3 separate regions of the Homo sapiens genome follow, and regions 2 and 3 are each linked to region 1. A link is a contact called in ENCODE Hi-C or POLR2A ChIA-PET data. All regions are on one chromosome and are shown on one strand. Each heading gives the region's core, a stretch centred on a gene start or an enhancer-like site at or near the end of the contact. The rest is flanking DNA. Distances are from core to core; before and after follow the strand shown. Region 1 holds the start of PSMD5 (proteasome 26S subunit, non-ATPase 5). Region 2 holds the start of GSN-AS1 (GSN antisense RNA 1). Region 3 holds the start of GSN (gelsolin).

Region 1 (3,924 bases), core at 386-2,885:
ACACAGAGATTGGCCGGGCGCAGTGGCTCACGCCTGTAATCCCAGCACTTTGGGAGGCCGAGGCGGGCGGATCACGAGGTCCGTAGATCGAGACCATCCTGGCTAACATGGTGAAACCCCGTCTCTACTAAAAATACAAAAAATTAGCCGGGCGTGGTGGCGGGCGCCTGTAGTCCCAGGTACTCGGCAGGCTGAGGCAGGAGAATGGCGTGAATCAGGGAGGCGGAGGTTGCAGTGAGCCGAGATCGCGCCACTGCACTCCAACCTGGGAGACAGAGCGAGACTCGTCTGAAAACAAACAAACAAACAAAACAAAACAAAACAAAACACAGAGATCTTTCCATGTCCACATACATATATATACATCTACCTCAATAACTTAAATAACTGCACAGTGTTACAGAGTAATAGCGCATAATTTGGAATCCTCTGTTAACGGATATTTAGATTGTTTCTAGTGTTCTGGTGCCACACACGATATGTTATATTCTTGCATATAATGTTGTAGGGTCCTCCAGTCGCCCCCTTTCTTTCTCTGTCCTGATGGAAAATCAGAGTGCCTTGATTGCTCTCTGACCTAGCCAGCGGCAGGTTTCCCTAGCAGGCTTGACCATAAACCAGGGGCCTTGAACATTCACAGGCCTGATAAAGGTACCTAGGTTGTTGCCCAAAACACTGGAAGAAACTGGCCTCAACCCTGAGCCAAATTCCTTTAAACTCTCATCTGAACTCCATACCCTGACCCCCTCACTGCGGACATACCCAGGAACACCTTTCTCCCGGTGTCCGTCTTGACAATTTCTGCAGCCCTCTGCAGGTTTCCCCCTAAACGCTTTTGGACTGATCGCCTTGGCATTCAGTGCTTCTTTTTCTGTCATCCCAACCAGCCACATCTCGGGAAGGTTTGAAGCACTCCCTCGTGGGAACTCTCTTGCCGCTGCTTTTGGGGCGATTCCAGCCTCGGGTTCGAAAGAACAAAGTAACTGCACATTTTGTGCGCGTATACTTGCATTAAATTTTTTTAACAAGAATGACTGGATGAAAAAGCATGTGAATTTAAAATGCTGATGGTTCTTGCCACATTGCCAGGATAGGATCCTTTTAGAAGGGGAAACAAATCAAGAACCTGTACAAAGAGATGTGGAATGCTCCTTGTAAGTGGACAGCTTTGCTTTCCTCCTTTAATTTCTATTTGATGAAGAAGGCAGTGCCTCACTGCTCAGAGGCAGCGAGGCCAGGCGACGGGAGAAAACACCCTGGGGCACTCTCAGAGGCTGAACCTGAACCCCATCTCCTGCCTCTGAACCCAGGATCCTTCCTTCTCTGCAAATTTCGGCTACTTTCCACCTCCCCTGTGACTGGGAAAAGCGCTGTTCTTGCCCTCAACCACTCTCATGTCCATATTTAGGGGTGCCCCTCTCCTCGGCTCAAGCCCCCGGGGTCCTCTCACCTATGGTTCTCGTTAAGCAGGGAGAAGAGCGGGCCGAGGCGCAGCTCCGCCGCTTGCTGGCGAAGCTCGTTGAGCGGCACTGCCTGCAGCACGGAGTGAAGCGCGCGTAGCTCCTCCAGCGGCGCTTCCAGCCTCGCTACCTCTCTCAGCAGCGCCAAAGCCTGGGCTGCCATCTTGCCCCCCGACGCAGGGGCTGGCCCAGCGGCCCAGTTCCCGGGGCGCTTTCCTGAACCTCGCGAGATCTGATCACAGCCTCCTTGTCCCTGAGATGGCTATGGGGCTGCCAAGCCTCGCGAGAAGCCTCCGTTAGGGCCGTGTCAACTGTAGCCAGTGGTTGCGGCTCCCTCAGTCTGGCGTCATCTAGGTCGCTGCTCAGGGAAATGCGGAGGCCAGTAGGCTTACGTGTTTACCGCGTAGGGCAAAGCCTTGCCAAATTCCCGGCCAGCGGAGCGGCGAGGGTGGGGACTCACGGGAAGTTAAACAGCCTCGTCGGCGTCCTCGAGGCTCCAAAACCAGGCTCTAGGCGGGGACGACTGCAGCCGTTATGGAGGCCACCGCGGCTACGGCCGCGGCTGAGGCCTCCCCAGGTGGAGCGGTGGCCTGGAGGGGAATCTTGATCCTGGGCCAGCCACCTGTCAAGAGGAGGCGGAGCGTCATGCCTCTGGAAGACTGGATGAATATTCTCCAGGAGCCTGACGAAGGCGTGAGTAATAGGGACGTGCGCCGCCTTGTTGGTGTTGATCAGTCCACCAAGGAGAAGCAGCTGGTCGCAGTGGCCGTACCTGTAATCCCAGCGCTTTGGGAGGCCGCGGCGGGAGGATCGCTTGAGCCCGGGAGTTCGAGACCAGCCTGGGCAACATAGTGAGAAACCCGTCTCTACCAAAAAGAAAAAAAAAAAAAAAGGAAAAAAATTAGTGCGGTGTGGTGGCACGCACCTGTAGTCCCAGCTACTCGGGAGGCTGAAGCGGGAGGGTCCCCTAAGTCTAGGAGGTCGAGGCTTCAGTGAGCGGTGATTGTGCCACTGCACTCCAGCCTGGGCGACAGAGCAAGACCCTGCTTTCCCCTCTTGTCCTCCACTACCCTCAGGAAACCAAGAAAGACCAGCGTGGAGAGTTGGTCGCCCATCTGCTCTAAGCTGCTGTGTATTCCCCTGTAATGTAAACATCGTGAAGGTGGAGACCCAGTTAACCTTTTAGGTGGAAGGCCAGATGACAGAGGGCGGCATCTGACCCGGAAGGCCCTCTGCAACCAGGCCAAATACATCTACAGGGAACCAATGGGAAACATCTGGGGAGGACAACCCAAATAAGTATCATGCGAGCAAGGGATGGTTTGAGAACTTTAAAAATCGCTGCTGTTTTGCAACATACGAAGTTGATGGGGAGGAAGGACCCTTAAATCCTGAGTGGGTATCGAGTATTCCAAGCAACTGGAGAGAGGCTTTGTGCCTCAACAGGTCTTCAACGCCAAGGAGATGACCCATCTTTTGCAGTGCATGCCTTCCTACTTTTGGGGCAAAAGACAAAAATCTGGAAAGCTTAGAGGAAGCTAAGGACAGGATTTCCCTCATTTTTTTGTGGCAGTGCCTCAGGTGACAAAATGATAAAACCACTGCTGCTTTACAAAGACTCTAACACCCCACTTGTCTTTTAGAGATAAACGCCTTCCTGTTTTCTTGTAATCACACCCAGAATCACCACTGCCACTTTTTGGATTAGTTTTACAATTTTTTTATCCATCAAATCCGAAGTCATTTAACAAAAAAAATCTGGAAATCAGAATGTTGCTAACTGTGGACAGAGGTCCCAATCACCCAGATTCATTATTCTTTGTTCATTCTAATGTTGATACTGTGTTTCTCCCTCAGGAAGGCCCTAGCTTTCTTCAGCCCTTGGGTCAGGGTATAACTGAAGCATTTGAACATAATCAAGCATATGTTTGACCACTTTGCTGACTGTATTGAAAAAACCCTCACCTTACTCTGAAAGAAGCATGGCAACAGTACAATATTGCCGATGCTTTGGTAGTGATAAAAGAGGTGATGGGTGATATAAAATCAGCCACTCTTAAGCTTGCTGGAAACTGTGGGAGGATGTGTGAATGATGCATATTTCCCTAGAGCTAATGAAGAAGTTAAAAAAAATCTTAGTGTCTGCAAAACAGGTGGGTTTAAGATTTATTGATATTAGGGAAAGTGAAATTAATGAGCTACTCAAGTTTCTGTCTTTGGTCATCACTGAGAGTCTATTTCCATAGGAAGAAGTCTTTGCAGAGGAAATTGAATGCTGTCTGATGCTACAATTCATATGGATCCTTTCCTGGATTGAAGCCTGACTTTTAAAAAAGGTTTCAATAAATTGCTTATACCTATGAAGAGATGCAAAAGAACCTTCAAAATAAAGCAAAGGACTTGAAGAAAGAGAAGGAAGACATGAAGAAGAGGATGTCATTTAGGTGAAGGTGATGGATACAGA
Region 2 (3,924 bases), core at 774-3,273, 440 kb after region 1:
AGGCTGGTCTCAAAGTCCTGACCTCAAGTGATCTGCCTGCCTTGGCCTCCCAAAGTGCTGGGATTACAGGTGTGAGCCATGACGCCTGGCCCAGGGCCCTGCTTTTCCTGCCTCAGTGTTCCCTAGGATTCTGCCCACCTTCTTGTCTTGATTTATGTATATAGGTTCATTCATTCATTCATTCATTCATTCATTCATTCATATATTCATTCATTTGAGAGATATTTAGGCTCTGAGCTGGGTGTTGAAGAATCAGCAAAAAACAAGACTTTCCCATTCCTCATAGGTCTTCAGTAGATCATTATTTACACTGAAGATTAATTCTTGCTGTGAAGGAAACGATCAGGTTATGGGAGCGTTTGGGATTGGGTGGGAGTGGTGAGGTCTTATCTGGACAGATCAGGGAAGCCTCCCCTAAAAAGTGAGACCTGAAGAGGGAGAGGGAGGTGGCTGAGTGAGCAGGGAATGGAGGAGCCCCCTAGGCAGAGAGGCGACCTGGGTAAGGCTTTAGTGAGGGGGAGTCCTTGAGGAACTGAAAGAAGTGAGGGAGGCTGGCCAGGGAGGGGGGCGTGGCAAGAGGAGGGCCTGGGGGCCAGGCAGCACCTAGGTTATGTGGGCCCTTGAGTTTGGATTTTATGCTAGACCTCTGGGAACCATTGGAAGTTTTAAAGCAGGAGGGTGACTTGCCCAGATTTCATTATCAGAACCCTTGAAAGGGACAGACACAAGGACCATCCTGATAAGCCATGAGGGTGCAATTTTTGGTTCTTCCACATCAGGGTATCCTGATGCTGTGCCTTGGTACGGGGCTTGTCATTGGGCAGTCCTGGGAAATGTGCACTTTCCCAGGATTCTCTCAGCTCTTTGCATTTTTTAGTTTACCCGGCCAGTCCTTGCTAAGCTGCTGCAGTGGAGAGGGAGGTGAAGCAGACACCACCGGGCCCTCTGAGATCCACTCTAATCCAAGACGGAGACAGTGGAAGTTAACGCCCAGAGTGCTCTGTGATAAGTGCCAAGGGGCTCAGGGAGACAAAGAGTGCTTTTCCTTACTTGAGAGTCAAAGAAGGCTGAGAAGGGGGAGTTGGGCATTCCAGGCAAGAAGGCACCGTAGGCACAGGCTTGGCCGCTGGAAGAGCCCACTGCGCCTGGGGGCTAGTGAGCAGGAGTGTGAGGGTTGAGGTGGGGAGCTGGTTAGAGAGGTTTTGAATGCTGGGTTTCTATCCTCTGGGTACCAGGGAGCCATGGACAGGTCCTCAGCTGAGGAGTGACTTGATCCATGGGATTTCAGAACAATTAGTCCATGGCAGGCAGAGCGGAGGGTGGATCAGAGGACAGCAGCACTGGGAGCTGGTTGGAGAGAATGAGTACCATTGCTGAAGCCTTGTCACTCCCCCCACCGCACACACACAGCAACATCCTCAACGCCCCTTTCTGTTCCATACCTCTGTTCGGTTATCCCCGAATTGGCCGGCCAGCCTGAGCTGTCCAGAGCCCTTTCACAGCAGCACTGGGGTGTGTTAAACCCTGGGCTCCAGAGGCAAACAGGTCTGGGCCTGAAACATCACCGTAGCCCTGACTTGCTCTGTGCCCTTGGACAAGTCCCTTACTCTTCTCAGCCTCAGTTTCCACATCTGTGAAATGGGGGTGATAATGGAGTTGGTGATGATTAAACAATGGGGAAATCAAGTCCTTAGCACATGTCTGGTGTATAACGATGGCTGTGTTAGCTTTGTGTCCTTGTTGATTGTAATGGCCCAGTCCATGTTGTAATCTGCCCCTCAGGGAGTTCTTGTCTTTGGACATAAATCTGAATTCTCAACTAGAAACAAGATGTCCCCAGCAGCCCCAAAGGAAGCCTCTAGTGGGACACTGAGGGGATTGGACATGCTGTTACCCACTGGGACCCGGCACAGGGCTGGGCACACAGAAGCCTGGACTGGGTTTTATTTGTTCCTTTATCCCCAGCACTCAGCACAAGGCTGGTACAGCATGGCCAGGTGGCTGGGTTCTCAAAAATACTAAACAAAAAAATGAAATTAAAAAAAAATTATTAATCTTGGACATCATCCCCCAGCACCTTTATTTTACAGCTGAGGAATCTGGGGCCCAGAGAGGAACAGTGGCTCATCCAAGGCCACTCAGCTCCTCAGTGGCAGGCCCTGAACCTGTTCATTTCTCCCTGCTCACATGTTTATTACAATTCTAATTTTTGAAATCCTGGTAAGTTAAAAATGGCATCATGTCCCACCTCCCTAATTTACCTTTGGGGAAACTGGGGCCCAGAGAATGGTAGTGACTCCTTCAGGTCCTCAGAGAGGGAGAAGCAGGAAAAGGGCCTCCTCTCCACAAAGCATACCCCCACTAATCAGCAGTAGGCAGGCAGGTTCTTCCCCCCAAAATTGACGGCCTTGTGCTTAAGGAAGCAAAGTGGAGTGTGAACAATAGTTTCCTGAGGAAGTGTTGGGTTTTAATTGTGTTGAGGAGAAGAACCATTTCCGGAACTGTGTGTGCCTGTGATGCCTGCGGAGTTGGCTTGGCACAGCTATTTCCAGACTAATCCTGAGTCCTATTTATAGGCTGAGATGATTAGGTTGGCCTGTGTCAGGAGAGGCCCACATAGCTCCCCCCAGCCTCGCGATGGCCGAGGAAGAAGCCCTCAGGGGCAATTCTGACCCATGGGTGAGTAGCACGGGATCTGGGGTGGTCCCCGAAGCCAGCTCAGAGGAGGGACGCCAGGGAGACCCGAGGGAAAGTCCCGCTCCTGACTCCTAGTTCAACACCAGCCAGGCCCCCTGCAGAGATGAAACCAGTTCCAATTCTATTCTCTCCCTGCTTAAAAATCCTCAGTGTGTCCGGTCAGGCCAGGACTCCGTAGCAGTCAGACCCCTTCTCCCCGAGGTATCCACTGTCTCAACCCCAGCCATGCTTCTCCAAACTGTTTACGCTTCCTTGTGCAGGCCACACCCCCAAGCCTTTGCGTCTGTTGTTCCCACCTTCCCAAAAGGGAAACTCCATTTATCCTCCAAGGCTCTGCCCCAATGCCCCTCCTCCGTGGCTCTGTTGGGCCATGGGTGCTCCCTCCTTTGTGCTCCCAGGGCCCACAACTGCTTGAATGACTATTGGTGTTCCTGTTTGTGTGCCCTCTGGGCCGGGAAGTCAGAGAAAGAAAGGAGACAATTTGTGATTGAACAGCCACTGTGGCCATCATTCTCCTTACCTGTCTGATGAGAGCTGATCTTCATGCCACTGTGTACAGTAGGTATTTTTTAAAGGTGTGTAGAAGTGAGAGTCAGACTTCGGACTTCAGAGTCAGACAGCCCTGAATTCCTAATGGTGTAACCTTGGGCTGAACCTCTCTGAGCTTTTGTTCCTCCGTCTATAAAAGGAGACAATGCCAGCCATGGGTTTTGGGGAGGATTCAACAAGACAATGCTTATAAAGTACTTATCATCACAATGGGCTTCTATGAGCATAGGAGGTGTTATTTGCAGATGGGGACGTTCATTCCGGGGACGTCCCTATCTAGGGCCCCACACAAGGGAGTGGCTGAGACTCCAAGTCTTGGAGCCTCCGACTCCACCCTGTGTTCTCCCTCCCCTCCCTCTCTTGGCCCCCTGGGCCTATTCTCTTCCCCAGATCAGGGAAAGCTTTGTTTGGCGATTGTTTTTCCTAAGAAGTTTCCTCTGTGGGGCCTCTGGGTGACTCAGCCCTGAGTCACCGGGAGGCTGAGGACAGGGGGAGGAGTGGGAGGGAGGCGGAGGGAATGGAGAGACGAGAAGAGGAAAGGGCTCTAATTCTAGCCCTGGCTCTCCCACTGTTTGATCAACTAGGTCTGACCAGGCCCCTCTCCTGCCTAGCCTCAGTTTCCCCAAATGTGAAAGGAAGATGTGGGCCCAGTCCTGGCTGAGCCTCAGAATCAGAGGT
Region 3 (3,924 bases), core at 493-2,992, 430 kb after region 1:
TGCTTTTCTCCCCAGCAGCCTTGCATTGGGCCCCAGGCAGCCTCTGGAGAAAGCAGAGAGTAGCAGAGATGGTGTGAGCCTCCCTGCGGGGTGGATACCTTGCTTGTATTCTCAGAGAAAGTGGAACTGGGCAGAATTTCCCAAGCCAGGAAAGGTGGCAGAGTGTGACATAAGACATTGAGCAAAGAAGCGAGGGCCAAGGACTCAGGCATAGAAGAGTAGACTGCACAGTATCAGTAGTGTGACCTCCAGAGAGTACTTAACCCTTTCTGTGGGCTTGGCCTGCTCATCTGAAAAATACACATGGTAATGCCTCCCTTAGGAGGCCAGGTAGGGAGGTGAGAATTAAAGTCGGTAATACGTGGGAAGCCCAGAGCATGGCATGAGGCATTCAAGAAATGGTTCTTGTATTTACTGGTGTTGAACAAAGAGAGAATGGCAGGAGGAAGAGCCAGGGTGAGATTCCCTGGGTCCTGTGGCTTCCCTGGCTGCTATTCAATGGAAAAACCAGGGAGTGAGCACTGTGCTCTTGGCTTCTGTGCTACTTAAACAACAGCCTTTTCTGCTCTGATCCCCAGCACCCGGCAATTACTGACTCTAGTACATTTTACCTTGTGTTAAGAGGGAGCTTTACCCTGGCTGAACATGGGGCTGCTGCCAGCACCCAGGCTGGGAATGGACATCTCTGTCATGTGGTGCAGTCTCCTGTGGAGTGTGTGAATCCTTCCAAACCGGAGTCACGCGGCAACTCCAAAAGTCCTGGGAACTCATGTGTGCACCAGGACTGCTGGGAGGCCGTCTTATGCCTTGCTGCATTATAAACGGCTATCGTCTCAAATGCATATGAGATGTTGTTGAAATCAACAAAGTATTACATTTGCTTAAAATTGACCTTGCACTCATCTTTCTACCCAATGTGGATTTCCTCAATCTCCTAAAACAGTATCTGCCATGACACTAATAAGAACATCCCTTCCGTTTATGCAGAAGCCACGGTCCCTGTCATTGTGCTGAGAGTCTTTTTCTCACTGAGTCTTCTCAACCGCCCCATGAAGCGGCAATTCAGGATGCCCATTTGACAAACGAGGAAACGGAGACTTAGACATGTGAGCTCGCTTGCCCAAAGTTACAGGACTAGTCGATGTCTGGGGTTCCAAACCAGGCCTTCTGACTCCGAGGCGCCTGCTTAATGGTCCACTTTAAGGACCAGGGATGCACTTGGCATTTTCGTTACTTCATTCGGAATGAGCTGGGAATCGCTCTTCCTCCTTATTCCCTTCCGTGGGAGGGAATCTCCCCTGCTTTGCATGCAGCCTATGTCACTCTTCGAGGGCTTTGCCTCCTGAAGTCCGTTCTCTCCAGGGCTGAAATCTGCCTCCGCTGGTGCTAGTTGAGCATTGCTCGCTTGCCCGTCCCATCTGAGCTCTTTGGCCCCAGCCCAGCTCAGGAGCTGCCCTGGGTCTCCTCCCCGACCCTAGGCCTCTTCAGATCTCCCCTCCGTGCTCCGGGCCTCAGTTTCCTCCAGGGGAAAGCAGAGGGCTTGGTTTGGTGCCTTCCTGCGAGGTGAAGCGAGGGGTCCCCCTGGACGAAGGCGAGCTTGGAGCCACCCGCCCAGCAGCCGACGGGAGGGCCTGGCGCTCCTCCCCCACCCGCCTGCCCGGCCGCCCCGCCCCGAGGGCGGCTCCCGCCCGCGCCCTGCCCACCCCGGCCGCGCGCACCACAACGCCCCCGCCCCGCCGCCCGGAACCAGCTGAGCGCAGCTGGACCCAGCAGCCGCTGTCTCCAGTGCCGCAGCAGCAGGTAGGGGAGGCGCGCGGCCCCGGCCCCGGGCATCTGGGGGTCCCGGGCTGATTTGAGTCCTTCCTCTCCCTTCCTTCCCGGTCCTATCTCGCCCGCGCCTGGAGCTCGGCCCGGCCGCGGGGGCATCGCTGGAAAAGGGCTTCCTCGCTCACTTTTCCCGTCTTCCAAGGGACCAAAGAGTGTGGATGGGAGTTGGGGGATGGGGAGACGCCGGAGCAGGAGAGGAGAGGGGCCAGGCCTCCACCCCGTGATTCCACTGTGCTGCTAGCACCTGAGCTAATAACCTCGACCCCGCCCCCGGGATGGGGGAACTGGCCCGGGGTCACCCCTGCACTTGGGTTGTCTGACCCGGGCATGCAGGGGACCACCAGCTACGGTCTGGGCGGTGACTCTGCTGGGGAGTCCACTCAGAGGACCCTTGCCTCCTGGACGATACCTGTGCCTGCTCTCCTCTCCAGCTGCTTCCTCTTTCTGGGGACTGTTAGAAAGTTCTTCCTTACACTGTCTGAAATCTTCAGGCGCCTGCTACCTGTAGGTGCTGGCTTCTCCCCGGCCCTGCAGTGTTCCCTTCCCTGACTCACACGGAAGCTTCTTCTGGAGTTGAAGACAGTGATTGGAACCCCTTCTCCCTGAGCCCCCATGTCTTCTGGGGTCCAGCCCCCCAGAACCTAAATAACAGCAACTTCCCTCTGGTCCAGTGCAGGCTGGCTGGTCTGGGCAGTGCCCAGGGGGAAGCCCCAGTCCTTGGAAGGCTGGGGGCTGGGGGTGTGGGTGAGCAGGAGACATTGGCTTTCTTCCTAGCTCCTTGTCTGCCCAGACATCTGTCGCTTTATCCTGTCTTCACACCCTCCTCAGAGCATGGAAGGGAGCTTTAAAACACCCAGAACTCATTCTGGGCTGTCCTGAGGGTAATTGGACTTTGTGGAAGGCGGGGCCTCTGGGGAGGTGCCTTTCGCTTTTGTTTGGCATCTGGGGACTTTTCAAACACTTAATCCTGTGTGTCCTGTTCTCCCAGGACCACATTTCTGACCAGGGCACCAGGACCTCTCACCGCTCTGCCGTTTACAGCGACCATAGCTTGCTAGAATCTTACCCCATCTCCATTTCCTCCATTTCACAGTTGAGAAAAGTCAAGGACCCAGAGAGTTTATGATGGGCTAATTGTCACACAGTGAGGCAGGGTAGGGCTGAGACCCAATTCCGGTCTGCCGTTTGCGGACTCCTTGCTGGGAGGGACTCTAGCCTCCTTCTTGGGTGTTCCGTTTACTAAAGGGACAAGCATTCCCTGTACATACACACTTGGGGGTGCTGGTTGGTGTTTCTTGGGGCTGTTAAGGGGGAGAGGCTTGGAAACAGAGGAGGAAGGATGGGGGTGGGAACGGTCGGCTTTCAGCTCCTTTGAAACTCCATTTTTCTTTCTGGGGCCATGCTATTTATAAATGCCAGGGAAATTGTAAACAGCCAGGGGAGCTTGGGTTGGCACTCGGTGAGTTACACAGCAGCAAAGAAGGTTTCTGTGTGAATCAGGGGAGGAAAGTTTACTCCAGAATTTTCCACAGTCCTTTTATTAGGGACTAACATGAGCCTGGAAACAGGCTGCTCCCAGGAGGGGTGGCTGCAGGGTTTGCCCCGCATGGCATTTCCTTCCTCCCCGCCTCCCTCCTTTCAGCACTTCTCTGGGCCTGTGTTCTGTGCCTTGCCCTGCGAGGGGCCAAAGAGCCTTGGAAGAGGACAGAGCTCTCTGTCCTCAAGATGCTTGCCATCTATACTGTTTGACACTTTTGTGCCATATTAAGAGTGACTTCAGCCTGCAAGAGGAGTGACTAATTTTGTCTAGGTGAGCCAGACCTCAGAATGAATAATCATTTACCAGGAGAAACAGGAGTTGGGGGAAAAGACATTCTGGGAAGCAGGAACCACTAGTGCAAAGGCACTGAGATTTTCTGAGCCATCCATGTGGCTAGAGTGGAGGATGGGAGAAGGGCGGGGTGGTGGGAGGTTGAGAATCTAAATGAAAATGGAACTAGATTATAAGCTAAGGGTTTGGACCTCATCCTGAAGGCAATGAAGAGCTGAGAAAGGGTTTTGACAGAGCAGTGATTTTTAAAAACTCGTTATTCTGAA

The links. A loop is a pair of places that touch in the nucleus more often than their neighbours do. ChIA-PET counts read pairs that join two places held with the same protein, here RNA polymerase II (POLR2A). Pooled maps may share reads with other maps.
Region 2: a loop to region 1 is called in a pooled map, with 4 times the contacts of the local background. The contact joins the promoter of GSN-AS1 here to the promoter of PSMD5 in region 1. A Hi-C loop is called at or near these places in 2 of 50 pooled maps. POLR2A ChIA-PET finds 5 or more read pairs at or near these places in 3 of 52 experiments (H1, MCF 10A and activated CD4-positive, alpha-beta T cell).
Region 3: a pooled map shows a loop between it and region 1 (2.8-fold over the local background). The contact joins the promoter of GSN here to the promoter of PSMD5 in region 1. A Hi-C loop is called at or near these places in 2 of 50 pooled maps. POLR2A ChIA-PET finds 5 or more read pairs at or near these places in 2 of 52 experiments (H1 and activated CD4-positive, alpha-beta T cell).

The regions. Positions count from the first base shown.
Region 1 is chr9:120,841,287-120,845,210 of GRCh38, forward strand. It overlaps PSMD5 (proteasome 26S subunit, non-ATPase 5), which reads right to left and starts at 1,636. Exons shown (of 10, transcript NM_005047.4): 1 at 1,451-1,636. The coding sequence starts at 1,623. It also overlaps the pseudogene CUTALP. RefSeq lists enhancers at 1,257-1,786, 1,358-1,657, 1,545-1,839, 1,605-1,899, 1,858-2,207 and 1 more.
Region 2 is chr9:121,283,507-121,287,430 of GRCh38, forward strand. GSN-AS1 (GSN antisense RNA 1) reads right to left here and starts at 2,024. Exons shown (of 1, transcript NR_103560.1): 1 at 1-2,024. All of the region lies in intron 2 of GSN (gelsolin), which reads left to right. RefSeq lists enhancers at 1,251-1,751, 2,566-3,765 and a silencer at 3,905-3,924.
Region 3 is chr9:121,266,420-121,270,343 of GRCh38, forward strand. GSN (gelsolin) reads left to right here and starts at 1,743. Exons shown (of 18, transcript NM_198252.3): 1 at 1,743-1,800. RefSeq lists a silencer at 1,631-1,930.